Regions from separate parts of the Homo sapiens genome. Here region 2 is linked to region 1. The links are chromatin contacts, found by Hi-C or POLR2A ChIA-PET in ENCODE. All regions are on one chromosome and are shown on one strand. The core of a region is the stretch at or near the end of the contact, and the rest is flanking DNA. Distances in the headings are between cores, read along the strand shown. Region 1 overlaps C2CD2 (C2 calcium dependent domain containing 2). Region 2 overlaps PRDM15 (PR/SET domain 15).

Region 1 (7,510 bases), core at 5,011-7,510:
TTGGCCACACTTGTGCTTAGTTTGTTGTTGTTATCGGATGACAGTTATCTTTCTCTTCTGCCAAACACATATGCAATAAACTGAAACAAGGTTCAATTCCCATGGTATATTCTGAAGCTAAAATCTAGATAGTGTAAATAGTTGCCCTTAGGTGTAACTCCAACTAAGTTAAATTAAGAACTCAATGATAGGGCTGGGTGCAGTGTCTCACTCCTGTAATCCCAGCACTTTGGGAAGCCGAGGCGGGCAGATCACCTGAGGTCAGGAGTCTGAGACCAGCCTGACCAACGTGGTGAAACCCCATCTCTACTAAAAATACAAAATTAACTGGGCGTGGTGGCACGTGCGTGGAGTCCTAGCCACTCTGGAGGCCGAGGCAGGAGAATTGCTTGAACCCAGGAGGCAGAGGTTGCAGTGAGCTGAGATCACACCATTGCACTACAGCCTGGACAACAAGAGCAAATTTCAAAGAAAAAAGCAAAAACAAAACAAAACAAAACACGAACTCTATTACCTGTATGTGGGGACAGCACACGCTTTTTTCTTGAAAAATTCAAAGTGAGTGGTCCTTGTAGACTTTCTTCTGTGAAAAATCGTTTGCTAGAAGGCTTGACGGACTGTCATTTGAGATCCAGCTGAATTCTGTACCTGTCTCCACAGGCACTGCCTTGGAGACAGAAGTTTCTGTATAAGCGTATGCTTTATTTCTCAAAATTCATACTGCATCTCTGCTTGGGCAAAAGCATTATCCTCCCAGAGTGCATGAGTTGGCACAGTTCAGGGATGCAAAATAGAATGGGAAATTCTGGCTTAGTTAAAATGTTTCTGAAATTTTATTTCAACCTGGACTCCAGACACCACTCTTGCCCCTCCTCCCCTCAAAACAGCTTTCGTTAAGCTTTGCCTTTACCAACTGCACACACCAGAGTTGCAGTGAGGGCTGTCCTTTCACTTTTCGGTAACTGTTGATCCAGTCAGCCACGGGGCCGCTTTTGTAATCAGGATCTTCCTCTGGCAGATTCTCCGGTGAAGACTCCCATCAAGGTGAAGGTGATCGAGAAGGACATCTCTGTCCAGGCCATCGCCTGCCGCAGCGCCCCCGTCAGCAAAACACTCTCTTCTTCAGACACAGGTAACTGAGACACGCCCACGTCGCTCTCCCTCTTAGCACCTTTGGGCCTTTTGGGCTGTTCTGATATGAAGTATTTTCCTTTCAGAATTTGGAAAAAGTTGTTTTGGGCCTGGTGTGGTGGCTCACACCCGTAATCTCAGCACTTTGGGAGGCTGAGGCGGGTGGATCACTTGAGGTCAGGAATTTGAGACCAGCCTGGCCAACATGGCAAAACCCCATCTCTACTAAAAATACAAAAATTAGCTGGGCGTGGTGGCGCATGCCAGTAATCCCAGCTACTCAAGAGGCTTAGGCAGGAGAATCGCTTGAACCTGGGAGGCAGAGGTTGCAGTGAGCCGAGATTGCACCACTGCACTCCAACCTGGGTGACAGAGCGAGACCCTGTCTCTTAAAAAAAAAAAAAAAAAAAAAAAGTTTTGATTTGCTTTTGTTTTGTTAATGAGTGATGAGTGAAGGAGAGGGAGAAAAGGGAACTCCAAATTGATCAGAGACCAGGAGCGGCATTCATATTCCTGCTACATTTTAGGGAATGCTTTAACAAAATAAAAAGCCAACTGAGACTTTACATTTTAAATTTTCTGTTCATTTTTCTCTTGCACAACACGCTAGCTACATTAATAGCAAATAAGTAGGACTCAGGACATCGTCCTCACCGTCACTTTAATTTTATTCACCACTTTCTGCTTACACCAGCTTAGTAGAAGTAGTTTTCCCTTCCACTAGGAAATGGTCACTACGAATAGGAAATGCAAATTCCCTATTTTATGGTCAGTTTCAGGTAATAGACTTTTTGAAGAGATGTCTTACTGACTCATTAAATCACTGCGCAATCTAAATTTGGGGATTAACTTTCTCCCTTTGCCTCCTCGTGACCTGCTCTCAGGGGCAATGGATGCTTCCTTCTTGCTTAGCTCTCCCACATTCGCTGAGTCCTGTGTCTGACCTTGCCCAGGTCAACAACTGGGCAAGGTGGGGCAGTCAGGGGAGTGGAAAGTTCTCACTGGAGGGGCACTGTCTTAACATGGTGTTGGATTCTCAGCCTGGTGAAAGTTCATAACTGCCTCCTCCTCTTGTGGGAGGTTTTATGGTTTTTTGGATACTACCCCGCTGGGTCCCCCACCTGCAGTTCTGGGACGCAGGCCCTGCCCCTCCTTTCGTTACCAGAAAAGGATCTTGATCTAGACCCCAAGAGAGGGTTCTTGGATCTGGTGCAAGAAAGAATTCGGGGCGAGTCCACAGAGTAAATTGAAAACAAGTTATTAAGAAAGTAAAGGAATAAAAGAATGGCTACTCTGTAGGCAGAGAACCCGTACGGGCTGCTGGTTGGCTCTTTTTCTGGTTCTTTCTTGATCATATGTTAAACAAGTGGTGGATTATTCACGAGTTTTCTACGAGGGGCGGCGATTTCTCAGAACTGAGCATTCCTCCCCTTTTCAGACCACGTAGGGTAACTTCTTGCCTTTGCCATGGCAGTTGCAAACTGTCATGGTGCTGGTGGGAGTGTCTTTTAGCATGCTAATGCGTTATCCTCAGTGTATCATCGGCAGTGAGGACAGCCAGAGGTCACTCTCATTGCCGTCTTGGTTTTGGTAGGTTGTGGCCGGCTTCTTTACCACATCCTGTTTTATCAGCAGGGTCCTTGTGACCTGTGTCTTGTGCCGACCTCCTAGCTCACCCTGTGAGTAAGGGCACCTCACCTCCTGGGAGTGCAGCCCAGGGGATCCCAGCCTCATTTTGCCCAGCCCTTATTTGAGCTGGAGCCGCTCTGGTACTAATGCCGCTGATGCTTTTGCCGCTGCCCCTGATGCCCCTTCCTCAGTTTCTTCCCCTGGCAGTGCCCCCACTGCCCATGCTGCGGGGTCCTGTCACGTGGGCAGGATCCCTCTTAAAAGACCTAGGCTGATGTTCCCACTGTGGGTTCTGATGCATGGTCCATGGAGCCGGCCCCCAGGCTCACCTGCCACGGTGCAGGCTGCACCTGGCACCTGGACCGGGCTCTCGGGGGACTGAACAGAAGCACTGGGCCTGGCGTGAGGAGGACGTGCTCCCGACACGTCTCCCTTGGTGGCTTTGGGAATTACAGCACAGCTTTCTCCTAAGGAGTCCTCCCCAACTCCTTTCTCCAGCACTTCTCTCTTCTCAGTGTGGGTCAGTGGCTAAACAAAAATCTGTTCCTCTACTCACAACACTCCTGACGCCAAATGTGTAGATTTTCTATGGCAAGCAATTTTCTGTTTCTCTGCAGACACCAACTGGGTGTCCTACAATTTAATTCAATTCTGGCATTACCTGGAGTTAGCTCAGATCCCACAGGTGAAAGGCTCAGCCCCACAAAACCACCCTTCCACTTTAGATGTCAGGTGCAAATAGTGGGTCCCCAGGTTACCACACTTTTGTCCCACTTGGCTACAAATTGGGGTTTCCATGACACACTCCTCGGGTTCCGTAATTTGCTATAATGGCTCACAGAACTCAGAGAAACACTTTACTTGGGTTTACCAGTTTATTATCACACAAATGCACAGCCAGATGAAGGGGCTCAGGGCACAGTCTGGGAGGGTCCTGAGTGTGGGAGCTTTGATCTCCGTGGAGTCGCCCCTTTCCCAGTACGTGCATGCGTTGGTTCACAACCTGGACGCTCCCTGAGCCCTGTCATTTAGGGGGTTTATGGTGCTTCTATAAGTAGGTATGTAGGCATGATTGATTCACTTATTGGCCTTTGGTGATTTGAGCTCAATCTCTAGCCCCTTTCCCTTCCCCACAGGCGAGAGGAGGGCAGAAAGTTCCAGCCTTCTAACCACAGGGTTGGTGCCTCTGACATCCAGTGCCCGTCCTCATTAGCATTCACTCGGATGGGGTGCAGGGGCTTATTAGGAATGAGAAGGATGCCCCAGCTCCGTGGCTCTGGAATTCAAAGGATTTTTTTTTTTGTTCTCTGTGCCAGGAACCAGGGAGGAAGACCAAGTATCTATTTATTATTCCCCAGTGTCACTGTTGTCACCGGTTCTTGGCCTCTGTGGTCTTATCTTGACTCCCTTTGGAAATGCAGCATCTGTAAGCCTCAGGCCATGGCCAAAACCGAGACAGAAGTTCCTTTTACCATCCTGCTACTTTAATAGCTTTGCCATTTTGACTTTACCTGAGCAGGAAAGTGTAAGTTACAAGCATCAGCTCTGAGTCAGAGAGACCTGCTGGTCATCTCAGCTCTGGGGCCTCCTGGCTGCTGGACATACTCCTCAATGGTCAAATGGGATAAAAGGAAGGACCTGCTCATGGGGTGTGGAATAGGAGTAAATGAGAGAATGTGCACAGAGCTCTGTCTCTGAACAGCACCTGGTTTGCCGTAAGCATTCTATTGATGTTGGCTGGTGTGTGTTGTTATTAACCTGGGGAAGGAGGTGCTTTTATTAACTGGCCCTTCATAGCTCTAGTTACTATTCTATGTATTTAGGCACTCTTGGGAGGGAAAAGGAGTCACTACCTTGCCTTTCAAAGTTCAAAATCTTCCAAAGGGTTAGATATTTTTTTTTTGTTGTTTGCTTGCTTTTGCCATTTTCCATCAACTCTATTCAGGTATAACTTAAATAAATAAAATCGGTGAATCTTAAGCAGACACTTCAGTGAGTATCTTGTAACCACCCAGGGAATCAAGCTGTAGACCAGGGGTCAGCAAACAGCAAACTATGGCCCATAGGAAAAATCTGGCCCGTCACTTGTTTTTGTAAATAAAGTTTTACTGAAACCCAGCCATGCTCATTTATTTACCTGTGGTCTCTAGCTGGTTTCACTCTATAAAAGCTGCATTGAGAAGTTGTTGCAGAGACCACCAACAAAGCCTAAACAATTGACCCTTTGGCCCCTTTTAGAAAATATCTGCTAACCATTGCTTATCGACCATTTCCATTATCCCTGGAAGTTCCCATGGAAGTCTTTAATTTTTGCTGATGAACTTAACACTGCCTTCCTTCTGGTAGAATTGTTGGTGTTGAATGGTTCGGATCCAGTGGCTGAAGTGGCCATTCGACAGCTCAGTGAATCTTCAAAGCTGAAACTCAAGTCGCCACGGAAGAAAAGCACTATTATCATATCAGGGATCTCCAAGGTACCATCGTGGTGGCTGGGGAGGTGTTCATCTGGTCATCTGTCAGTGACCTGCTGCTCCTCTGCCCTTTGAAGAAGTTAGCCCAAGCACTTGGTTAACGTCCAGAGAGTTCCATTTACAAATGTCAAATTATGTTCCTCACCCCACAAAGGAGTCATGTGTGGTGTTGTGTTTACACAGTTTATCCTATTCACCAAGGACATGGGAGACTTTCTAATCAGGGACGCTTTACACGTTGAGAGGTTGGCAAATCATTTCAAGAAAAATTATCGAAAGAGAGGAACATGATGTAAGACTCCCCTTTGGTACAGAACCTCTGCTCTCGTCACCACCCAGTCACGGGGAACTTTCACTTTCCACGTGACACGTTTCCAAAGCCTTTTACTTTTTTGCAGTGAATGTTTATTCCTTTTGTAATCAGAGAGAAATGAACATTGTAGTGTCCCCCGTGGACACCGCACTCCCTTTCTCCCCCTTCTCCCGCTCTGGGACGTCCGCTCAGAGCAGGTGGTGGCAAGTGTGTGGTTTCAGCTGTGGAGAGGCCAGCCCCTCAGGTGAAGGGCCATGTTACAGATCCTTACTCTTTTTATTACATTTTTTAAAATTGATTTTAAAATTTTTATCTATCTATTTATTTATTTTGAGACCAGCTAATTTGTTATGAGACTGGCTAATTTTTGTATTTTTGGTAGAGATGGGGTTTCACCACATTGCTCAGGCTGGTCTTGAACTCCTGGGCTCAAGCGATCCATCCACCTTGGCCTTCCAAAATGTTGGGATTACGGGCGTCAGCCACTGCTCCCGGCCCTTACTTTTTTTTGACATTTCCAAATGAACAGGTGGAGGGAGAGTTGGGAAGATTTTGATTTGGAGTAGGAGGGGGATGAGGAAGAATTCTGGACAAAAGAGTGGGTGGGTGGGCAGAGGGCACGCAGAAGATGGATTCCTCAGTGGCTGGGAGACAGGCCAGAACAGGACCTTGGAGGTGCCAGAGATGAGTCATCAACCTTGCCATTGTACCCAGAGGGTGGCCTTGCCCCACGTCCCAGAGGCAGGCGGGTGGTGTTTTGGGGGCTTCCTGAGCCCCTCCAGGGGCCCTCAGCAGGGATCCATGACCTCTCTGGAAGTCCGGGGCCCAGTAGTTGGGTTTTCTTCGCTCTTGGGTGAATGAATGAGCAAAATAAGGACAAGACTCGTGGTCATCTCCCCTATACTTTCTCTAAGATCATATTTAAAAATCACAAAGAACTCCTGGATCTTAGTATTTAATGTTCTGAATTCACCGCAGTGATTATTTTTATTGGTGCTCAGATTATCTAATCTTTATTTTATTTTATTTTATTTTTTTGAGACGGAGTCTCGCTCTGTCACCCAGGCTGGAGTGCAGTGGCGTAATCTCGGCTCACTGCAAGCTCCGCCTCCCAGGTTCACGCCATTCTCCTGCCTCGGCCTCCTGAGTAGCTGGGAGTACAGGCGCCCGCCACTACGACCAGCTAATTTTTTGTACTTTTTTAAGTAGAGACGGGGAGATTATCTAATCTTGAGTCAGTGGGCGCTTCCACAGGCTGGCACTTAAGTCAGAACAGCACAGTTGTCCCTAAGCAAACGCCTGTGTCACTGCCACCCACACCAAGAACAGCATGACTGGCCCTCAGGGAGCCCCCATGCCCTCCTCCCCAAACTTTCTCCCCTCCAAGGAAGGGAGCCCCCGTGCCCTCCTCCCCAAACTTTCCCCCCTCCAAGGAAGCGCTATCCCGACTCTCAGAGGTTCATTTAGTGCTTAAATATTTTTACACAAAATATAATTTTTGAGAGGATGTGCCGGTGAATTTCCACTTGCAGGTAACATAAACGTGTAGGAACAAAGACAGCTAAACCCGAAACACCCACGGCCATTTCCTTTGTGCTGTCGTGGACTCTGAAGGACGGGCTCTCTCTCTCGCATCTCATTTCTGCAGCTTGCCACAAACGCTCCCACCGCTAGGCCCATCTGTGAGAGGAAGAGGGTTAACCTCTGAGCCCCGGGGGCCAACCCCCAGCTGCCTAGGGATCCTGAGCCCTGGCTGTAAGGGAGACCTTTTTTAACCCAAGCATGAGCAACGGCCGTGATGTATAAGCGCCTTCTATGAGGCCCACGGCTGCATCTTCTGAGACTTTGAAATCAGCTGTCAGAATGTTTTGGAGAGTGCTTTTCAGTTCTTTTCAAACCCTCCCTTCCTTTCATGTATCCCTTGTCATCTTCCCCACTGCCCCTGACAGACCTCACTATCTCAGGA
Region 2 (7,529 bases), core at 1,714-4,213, 84 kb after region 1:
CAGTGTGGGAAGTCCTTTGCCAGGAAGGACATGCTGAAGGAGCACATGCGTGTGCACGACAATGTCCGCGAGTACCTGTGTGCCGAGTGTGGGAAAGGTGGGTACGGGTGCTGGGGACATGGGCCAGGCTCAGCCAGGCCACCCTGCTGCAGGGTGCTGGAAGGGGACATGAGCGAGAACTGGGAGTGTGGGGAAGGTGGGTGTGGCGGGGGCGGGGGCCGGGGCCACGGGCCGAGTGTGGGAAAGGTGGGTACAGGCGCCAGGGCCACGGGCCAGGCTCAGCCAGGCCGCTCAGCTGCTGCAGGGCGCTGGGAGGGGATGTGAGCGAGAACTGGGAGTGTGGGAAAGGTGGGTGTGGGTGCTGGGGGCCACGGGCCAGGCTCAGCCAGGCCGCCCAGCTGCAGGGCTCTGGAAGGGGATGTGACCAAGGTATCTACCATAGTGCGAGAGGCATTGCCAGAGTGTGGCCCTGGAAGCCCATAGGCTTCAGTCGCTTACTTAAGGAAAGAAGGACTCGAGGCAGCATTTAAATCAGGAATCTGCAAGAAAAATCAAGTAGTCCAGAAAGCAGAAAGATGTGATAAATTTAAAGGCACAAACAAATCGTTTTAAAAGTAGGAAAATAATGCAGGATCTAATTGTTTAAAGTATAGAATGATTCCCAAAGCCACCACGGGGTCTGACAGTAGATGCAAAACCCTCAGCGTATTCACTACGCAGACTAGAATCGGCTGCGTGGTGAGAGAGAAACTCACCACGGCCGAGGAATCTTCATTGTAACGACAGAACATTCATTAATAACAAACCTAGTAATAAGATGTCTCAACTTAGTAAGCAAAATACAAAGATAATTCCAGTACACATCATAATTTTAACCCATTCCTGTTTTTATTTTTTTTTTAAAACAACTTCCTAAAAGTTTTGGAGCAGCAGGTTTGTCTTGGGCTGTTTCAAGCGACCCTGCTCATGCTGTCCCGGTGACAGTGTGTTGGAAACACAGGAGCTGCATGAACTGCACTCGCCGGGTGACCCCTATGAGCACCCGTAGAATAACGCTGCGTGTCAAAGCCTAAAAGAACTGCCTGCAGAAAAGGCCAGAAAGGGGGTCTTTCCTTTCCCCACTTCCTGGCCCTCTGTTCCTCACCTCAGAGGCCAGCACAGGCTCTTGCCCCTCCTCCAGGGTAACTTTGCGCAAGGACGGCACATGGGTGGTTATTAAAAAAGCAGCGCATGCACCTCGCCAAGACATATTTTTTAAACAATACAAACAGGTCTGGAAGGTGGCATAGTTACTCTCCCCTCAAACCCCAGCCGGTCCTCGCAGAGCCACTGCGGTGGTTTCTCTGAACGGAATGTCAGTAGCAATGTCTGCCTGCCTTAGCGGGACAGGTGGTTTCTCTGAACAGAATGTCGGTAGCAGTGTCTGCCTGCCTTAGCGGGACAGGCTGGCTTGCTCTTTATCCGCGTCTGCCTTAAGCTCCCAGCCCCTTTCACCACCTGCTCCTCCCCTTTCCTCCCCAATGCCCCCAAGAAGTAAAATGTTTAAGACAGTGTGGTGAGCCTGGCTGGAGGGGTCCTGAGTAGCGCGTAGAGACAGGAGGGGCAGGGGTGGGGGCTTATTCAGGGCCGGGCCTCTTAGGCAGGCAGAGAGGAGCCACACCTGGGTCCCCTGCAGGTCCCCAAATGCCACCAGATGCCCTGGGAGGCAAGGGGTGTGGGGTAAAGCCACATTTTATAATGTTGTAGACATTTTAGTGTTTGAAATGTATTAATTATTTAGTTGCATCGTTTTTTAAAATGAATTCTGAATAGCTGAAATAAAATGCTGGCATTAATACATCAGTTGCCAGATTTATTTTACAGAATACCAAATTCCAGTATTGTCATCGTGCTATCACGCAACAGTTGCTAGTACATACCAGCGCATGCTTGTGCTCATTTGTTTTTTTGATACTTTGCTATTTTTTTTTTACTTGAAAATACGTCTTGGAGATCTTTTTATATCGGAACATGTAAATATTGCCTGGTTTTATCTTTCAAGCCCTTCGTACGATTCATATAACCAGACCCTTTATTTTATAAAGTTTCTGGTTGTTTTGTTATAGTCATTTATTATTACAGTGTTGCAAGAAACACTGTTGCATATTATTACTTTACATTTTTTTCCAGAAATTCTAGCCCTGACCAGGGAATTAGTCAGTGTCAGGGACCAAGTGGGAGGCTGTTAGTAGTCGTGAGAGCCTGTCACCAGCAGGTGGAGGCAGGGGCCCAGCCAGTAGGTTTTCTGTGTGTGTGGAGGAAAACGTCTTGTTCAGAATCACATCATGGGCCTTGAACTACTCAGGAATGATCTACAAGAACTTACTGTGGCCAGTAAGAATATGACACCAGGTATTGAAAGCTATAAAAAAGGCATCCCCTGTTCGGGATTAGAAATTATAAGTATTTAAAAAACATCAGTTTTCCCCACGGTAATTTGTAAATGGATTGACTCACAATCCCAGTAGAGCAAGCTTTAAAATTTCCTCTGTCTGGCAGTTGTGTTTATTTTGAAACTGTTGGCAGATTTTCTTTGTTAAATGGAAGAAAAAACATTACTGTCACCAATGCTGGCTGTGGTGGGGAGGTCAGAATGTGGAGATGCCATCTCTTCTGTATTTTCTGGGTTTTCTGTGACTGTGTATTAGTTTTGAAATTTGGAATATGTTCATTTTAGAAGCAGGAAGAGGGAAGTGCTGGGGTCTGGGCGTGTCAGCAGTGACCGGCACTCTTTTTTTTTTTTTTAATCAAAAGGATTGACAGTAACTTTTTCAGGTGGAATCACTCTTCGGTCATTGGTAATAGGCCTGCAGGTGCCGTCCCCACCCGAGGCCAGGAGTTGTGCAGCTGTGTGTGCAGGCAGCGGGCTTCATCGTGGGGCCTTTGCTCCCCCTGCTGGCCCAGCCGCGCAGTTTTCTCGTAGCCAGGGAGGTCTTCTGGCCCGGCCTTTAGAATTCTGGCAGGAGCTGGTGGATGGTCACCCCTGCATCTGGTGAGGGTGGAATCACAGGGGAACCGTTGACCAGCTTACTACAGAGCTGTGTTCAGGCTCAGTAGTTCTTCCCCAAATGTGGAGGGAACACGGTGGCCTGGGAGTGCAGGCTGCCCACCGCCCTGGGCAGGCACAGTGAAGGCGCCTCTTCGGGGCTGGGGAGGCTGCCTTTGGGCTGGGTCGCCCTGTTCCCTGGTGCGTGTCAGCCTCACGGTCAGGTGTACCAAGCCGCACATGCCTGTGCCCCCTGCGGAGGGCCTTGTACAGTGCTGTCCCTGCCAGCGCACCACAACCTCTGACTCAGCCCCTATGCCAGGGCCACCCTCTCTCCACTGGCTGTGTGAGTGAGGCTTTGGAGTATTTCAGCTTCTTAAGATTGGCTTCTTAAATTACAGGTAGATTGAAACCATCTCGCGTCCGAATCCCAATCACCACTCATATTGTCAAGGTTGAAGGGAACCTTTAGTCATGCTTGTATTAATCTATCTCTCACCGAATTCTCCCGCCGGGTTGCCATGGGCACGCAGGGAAGTTTACCCACCGCCCCGGCGTTGCTCGCGTGGTCAGGGCTCGGCCAGGCCCTGGCAGGAGTGAGTGAACCTGATGTTGCAGTCAGTCCCTCCCGGCCTCTGGGCACAGTCACTTCCCAGGTCTCACCGCTGGTGGACTGACCGGGATCCTCGGGGGCCGGCCCACACCCTCACCAGTACCGCACGGGCCGCTGCCTGTGCCTGCCCCAGGGTCTCGGGCATGGGCCCCCAGGTGGGCTGCGTGGGGGTGTGGCCGCCTCTGACTCGCTGTGTCCTTGAAGGCATGAAGACCAAGCACGCGCTGCGCCACCACATGAAGCTGCACAAGGGCATCAAGGAGTACGAGTGCAAGGAGTGCCACCGCAGGTTCGCGCAGAAGGTCAACATGCTCAAGCACTGCAAGCGGCACACGGGTGAGTCCGAGGCCCGGGCCGCGCCAGCCACGGCGCTCACTGTGTAGGGAAGCCAGGTGGGCCGTGGGAGAAGAGAGAGCCGCCTTGAGACGATTCCTCTTTGTGATTCCCACTGAGTGCCGGGTTCCCCAAGAGAGCTTCCTGGGGCCGGGGTGAGCAGCTGCATATCTCAAAAGGTCCCCCTCCCACAGGGGCCTCGTCACCGGAGAGCATGCTGCACAGCTCACTTCCGGCATTGGGAGACTGGTCAGTCTTTAAATGTTCCTCCCGTTCAGCTGTTTCCCCCTCAGGAATGTGCACAAGAAATAGCGACCAGACAAGGGCCAGGGATGTGCATGCAAGGTTGCTTGTCATCTTTTGAGTTAGGGAAGGCGCTGGAAGGTCAGACGTGGCCTCGGTAGGGCACTGGCTAAGCCATGGTGAATCCAGAAAAGAGCAAGGTGTCCGCTCGGGTGATGTGTGTACTACGCTGATGTGCATAGAAAGGAGTCGGTGACGCGACAGGTCAAAGAGCAGCCTGTGCCATCTCTAACACAAGGCCAAGATCTTAGAAAACACTAGAGCAGCCTGCGCCATCTCTAACACAAGACATTCTTATAAAACACTACAGCAGCCTGCGCCATCTCTAACACAAGGCCAAGATCTTAGAAAACACTAGAGCACCCTGCGCAATCACTAACACGAGGCATTCTCATAAAACACTAGAGCACCCTGCGCAATCACTAACACAAGTCGTTCTCATAAAACACTAGAGCACCCTGCGCAATCACTAACACAAGGCCAAGATCTTATAAAACACTAGAGCACCCTGCGCAATCACTAACACAAGGCATTCTCATAAAACACTAGAGCACCGTGCGCAATCACTAACACACAGCCATTCTCATAAAACACTAGAGCACGCTGCGCAATCACTAACATGAGGCATTCTCATAAAACACTAGAGCACCCTGCGCAATCACTAACACAAGTCGTTCTCATAAAACACTAGAGCACCCTGCGCAATCACTAACACAAGGCATTCTCATAAAACACTAGAGCACCCTGCGCAATCACTAACACAAGGCATTCTCATAAAACACTAGAGCACCCTGCGCAATCAGTAACACGAGGCATTCTCATAAAACACTAGAGCACGCTGCGCAATCACTAACACAAGTCGTTCTCATAAAACACTAGAGCACCCTGCGCAATCACTAACACGAGGCATTCTCATAACACACTAGAGCACCCTGCGCAATCACTAACACAAGTCGTTCTCATAAAACACTAGAGCACCCTGTGCAATCACTAACACAAGGCATTCTCAAAACACTAGAGCACCCTGCGCAATCACTAACACGAGGCATTCTCATAACACACTAGAGCACCCTGCGCAATCACTAACACGAGGCATTCTCATAAAACACTAGAGCACCCTGCGCAATCAGTAACACGAGGCATTCTCATAAAACACTAGGGCACCCTGCGCAATCACTAACACGAGGCATTCTCATAAAACACTAGAGCACCCTGCGCAATCACTAACACGAGGCATTCTCATAAAACACTAGAGCACCCTGCGCAATCACTAACACGAGGCATTCTCATAACACACTAGAGCACCCTGCGCAATCACTAACACGAGGCATTCTCATAACACACTAGAGCACCCTGCGCAATCACTAACACGAGGCATTCTCATAAAACACTAGAGCACCCTGCGCAATCACTAACACAAGTCGTTCTCATAAAACACTAGAGCACCCTGCGCAATCACTAACACGAGGCCAAGATCTTATAAAACACTAGAGCACCCTGCACAATCACTAACACAAGGCATTCTCATAAAACACTAGAGCACCCTGCACAATCACTAACACAAGGCGTTCTCATAAAACTCTAGAGCAGCCTGCGCAATCACTAACACAAGGCCAAGATCTTAGAAAACACTAGAGCACCCTGCGCAATCACTAACACAAAGCATTGTTATAAAACACTAAAGCACCCTGCGCAATGCCAATACAAGGCCATTCTCATAAAACCCTTCTGTATGGGCGAGTGTTTTTGTGCTTGTGGAGAGAAAATTGAGACATCAGAATTGAGAGGTTGTCCCTGAGTGGTGGAGTTGTGTCTCAGCGTGAAGTTCCCTGGCGTGAGCCTGTTCAGTGCCCCCTGGGGGCCCCTCAACTGCACGTTGGGTCCTGCCTTTATCCAGCCCACGTCACCTGCCTACCTTCCTCCCCTGCTCCCCAGAGTGGCGCGGGTTGCCACACGGGTCTGCTTTGGGTTGGCCGGGCGTGCCAGCCTCCTCTGCCCCTGGACTGCAGAAGTGTACTGTCCATCTCTTTCCTGGGGAATCTCTGTCCAGTATATGCTTTACCATTTTTGGGATACTCTTGCTCCCCAAGACTGGGCCACATGCCCTCATCTGGGTTCTCAGAACACCCCACACTCTGCCTGCCGCCCACCAACTCGCTGGGCTGTGGTGGCCTCTGTCCCATGCTCCACAGTGAGCCCTCAGGACTGAGTTAAGTGCCTTTAAAAATTACTTGTCTTGTTCCCATTTTGAGGGGCAACCTTTGTTTAAAGGGCATTCATAGGGTCCACCTCCCCATCAGTTTTTGGGGTGAAACAGACCGTGGACTCTATTCTTGCTTGCCCCTGACCCCCCAGAGCCCCCCAGACGTGAGCTGATGTGAGCACTTGCACCAGGAGGAAGCTGGTCCCCCTTTGGCCTCCTCCCTGTCTCCCTCTCTGTGGACCACATACATAATTACGTGCCACACGTTTCCCTTCGCTCCGGGGAACACGGGTCCTGTGCCGCCTGGTGGGGCGCTGACAGCCGTCAGAGCAAGGTGTCTGGGCTGGTGAAACAAACACACTCCCCAGTTCTCCCCTGGCGATCATCCCCCACAGTGGCCGTTCCCTAGGGCAGTGGCTGTTCCCAAGGCGGTGGCCGTTCCTCAGGGCAGTGGCCCACAGCTTGTCTTATTTCTCTAAGCATTTTGGGGTCCTTTAGCTTCTGAGGAATGTCCTCTCAACTTTCCTCACGTGGCCGTCTGTTGGGGATGCTTGCTCTTGGATGTCCTGAATCATCTGAGAGGCTTTGTCTAAAGACCAGGCTTGGGTTTTCTTTCCCAGACTCTCTCAATCAGAGTCGCTAAGGGCCGGCCTTTTCGTCTTCACCCTCTCAAGTTCCACAGACTGTCCTGGGAGATTCAGCCTCCTCATACATAAAATAACAGATTTTAACAGGATTATCTGTACGCCTCCCCCCGGGCTCTAATTAAACCTGTTTCCACCACAAGGCCACCTACCGTGCACCTCCTGATCCTGGGAATGTCACGATGATGGCTATGCTGGTTCTTTTTCCCTAGTAATCAGGGAACTGGTTATTTTGTTCATGCACTTTGTGGAAATTTGTTGAGCCCGCACTCACTTACAATTTGTGTTTTTCTGTCTATGAGTTTGATGTCAATCAAAAGTGTCCTTAAAATAAGCAACAAAACAGTGACACTTCCTGGTCTTGTCCCTGGACCTGGGGAGGGACCCTCCCTACTCTGGGAGGCTCTG

What was found. A loop is a pair of places that touch in the nucleus more often than their neighbours do. ChIA-PET counts read pairs that join two places held with the same protein, here RNA polymerase II (POLR2A). Pooled maps may share reads with other maps.
Region 2: a loop to region 1 is called in a map of CD4-positive, alpha-beta memory T cell, with 4 times the contacts of the local background. The contact joins two enhancer-like sites. A Hi-C loop is called at or near these places in 3 of 168 maps with a recorded cell type or tissue (CD4-positive, alpha-beta memory T cell, naive thymus-derived CD4-positive, alpha-beta T cell and pancreas), 2 of 37 single-sample maps with no recorded cell type and 5 of 50 pooled maps. POLR2A ChIA-PET finds 5 or more read pairs at or near these places in 2 of 52 experiments (WTC11 and activated naive CD8-positive, alpha-beta T cell).

The regions. Positions count from the first base shown.
Region 1 is chr21:41,899,346-41,906,855 of GRCh38, reverse strand. It overlaps C2CD2 (C2 calcium dependent domain containing 2), which reads left to right. Exons shown (of 14, transcript NM_015500.2): 11 at 1,019-1,132; 12 at 5,107-5,234; 13 at 7,494-7,510. Among named protein-coding and RNA genes, the nearest start is that of PRDM15, 24 kb to the right of the region's middle. RefSeq lists an enhancer at 7,274-7,510. Within about 2 kb of position 6,260, at least 3 of the 41 ENCODE cell types and tissues checked have a DNase peak (open chromatin) inside an H3K27ac peak, as active enhancers do.
Region 2 is chr21:41,812,150-41,819,678 of GRCh38, reverse strand. PRDM15 (PR/SET domain 15) reads left to right here. Exons shown (of 24, transcript NM_001040424.3): 18 at 1-97; 19 at 3,843-3,974. Among named protein-coding and RNA genes, the nearest start is that of RIPK4, 49 kb to the right of the region's middle. RefSeq lists an enhancer at 2,774-2,823. Within about 2 kb of position 2,963, at least 7 of the 41 ENCODE cell types and tissues checked have a DNase peak (open chromatin) inside an H3K27ac peak, as active enhancers do.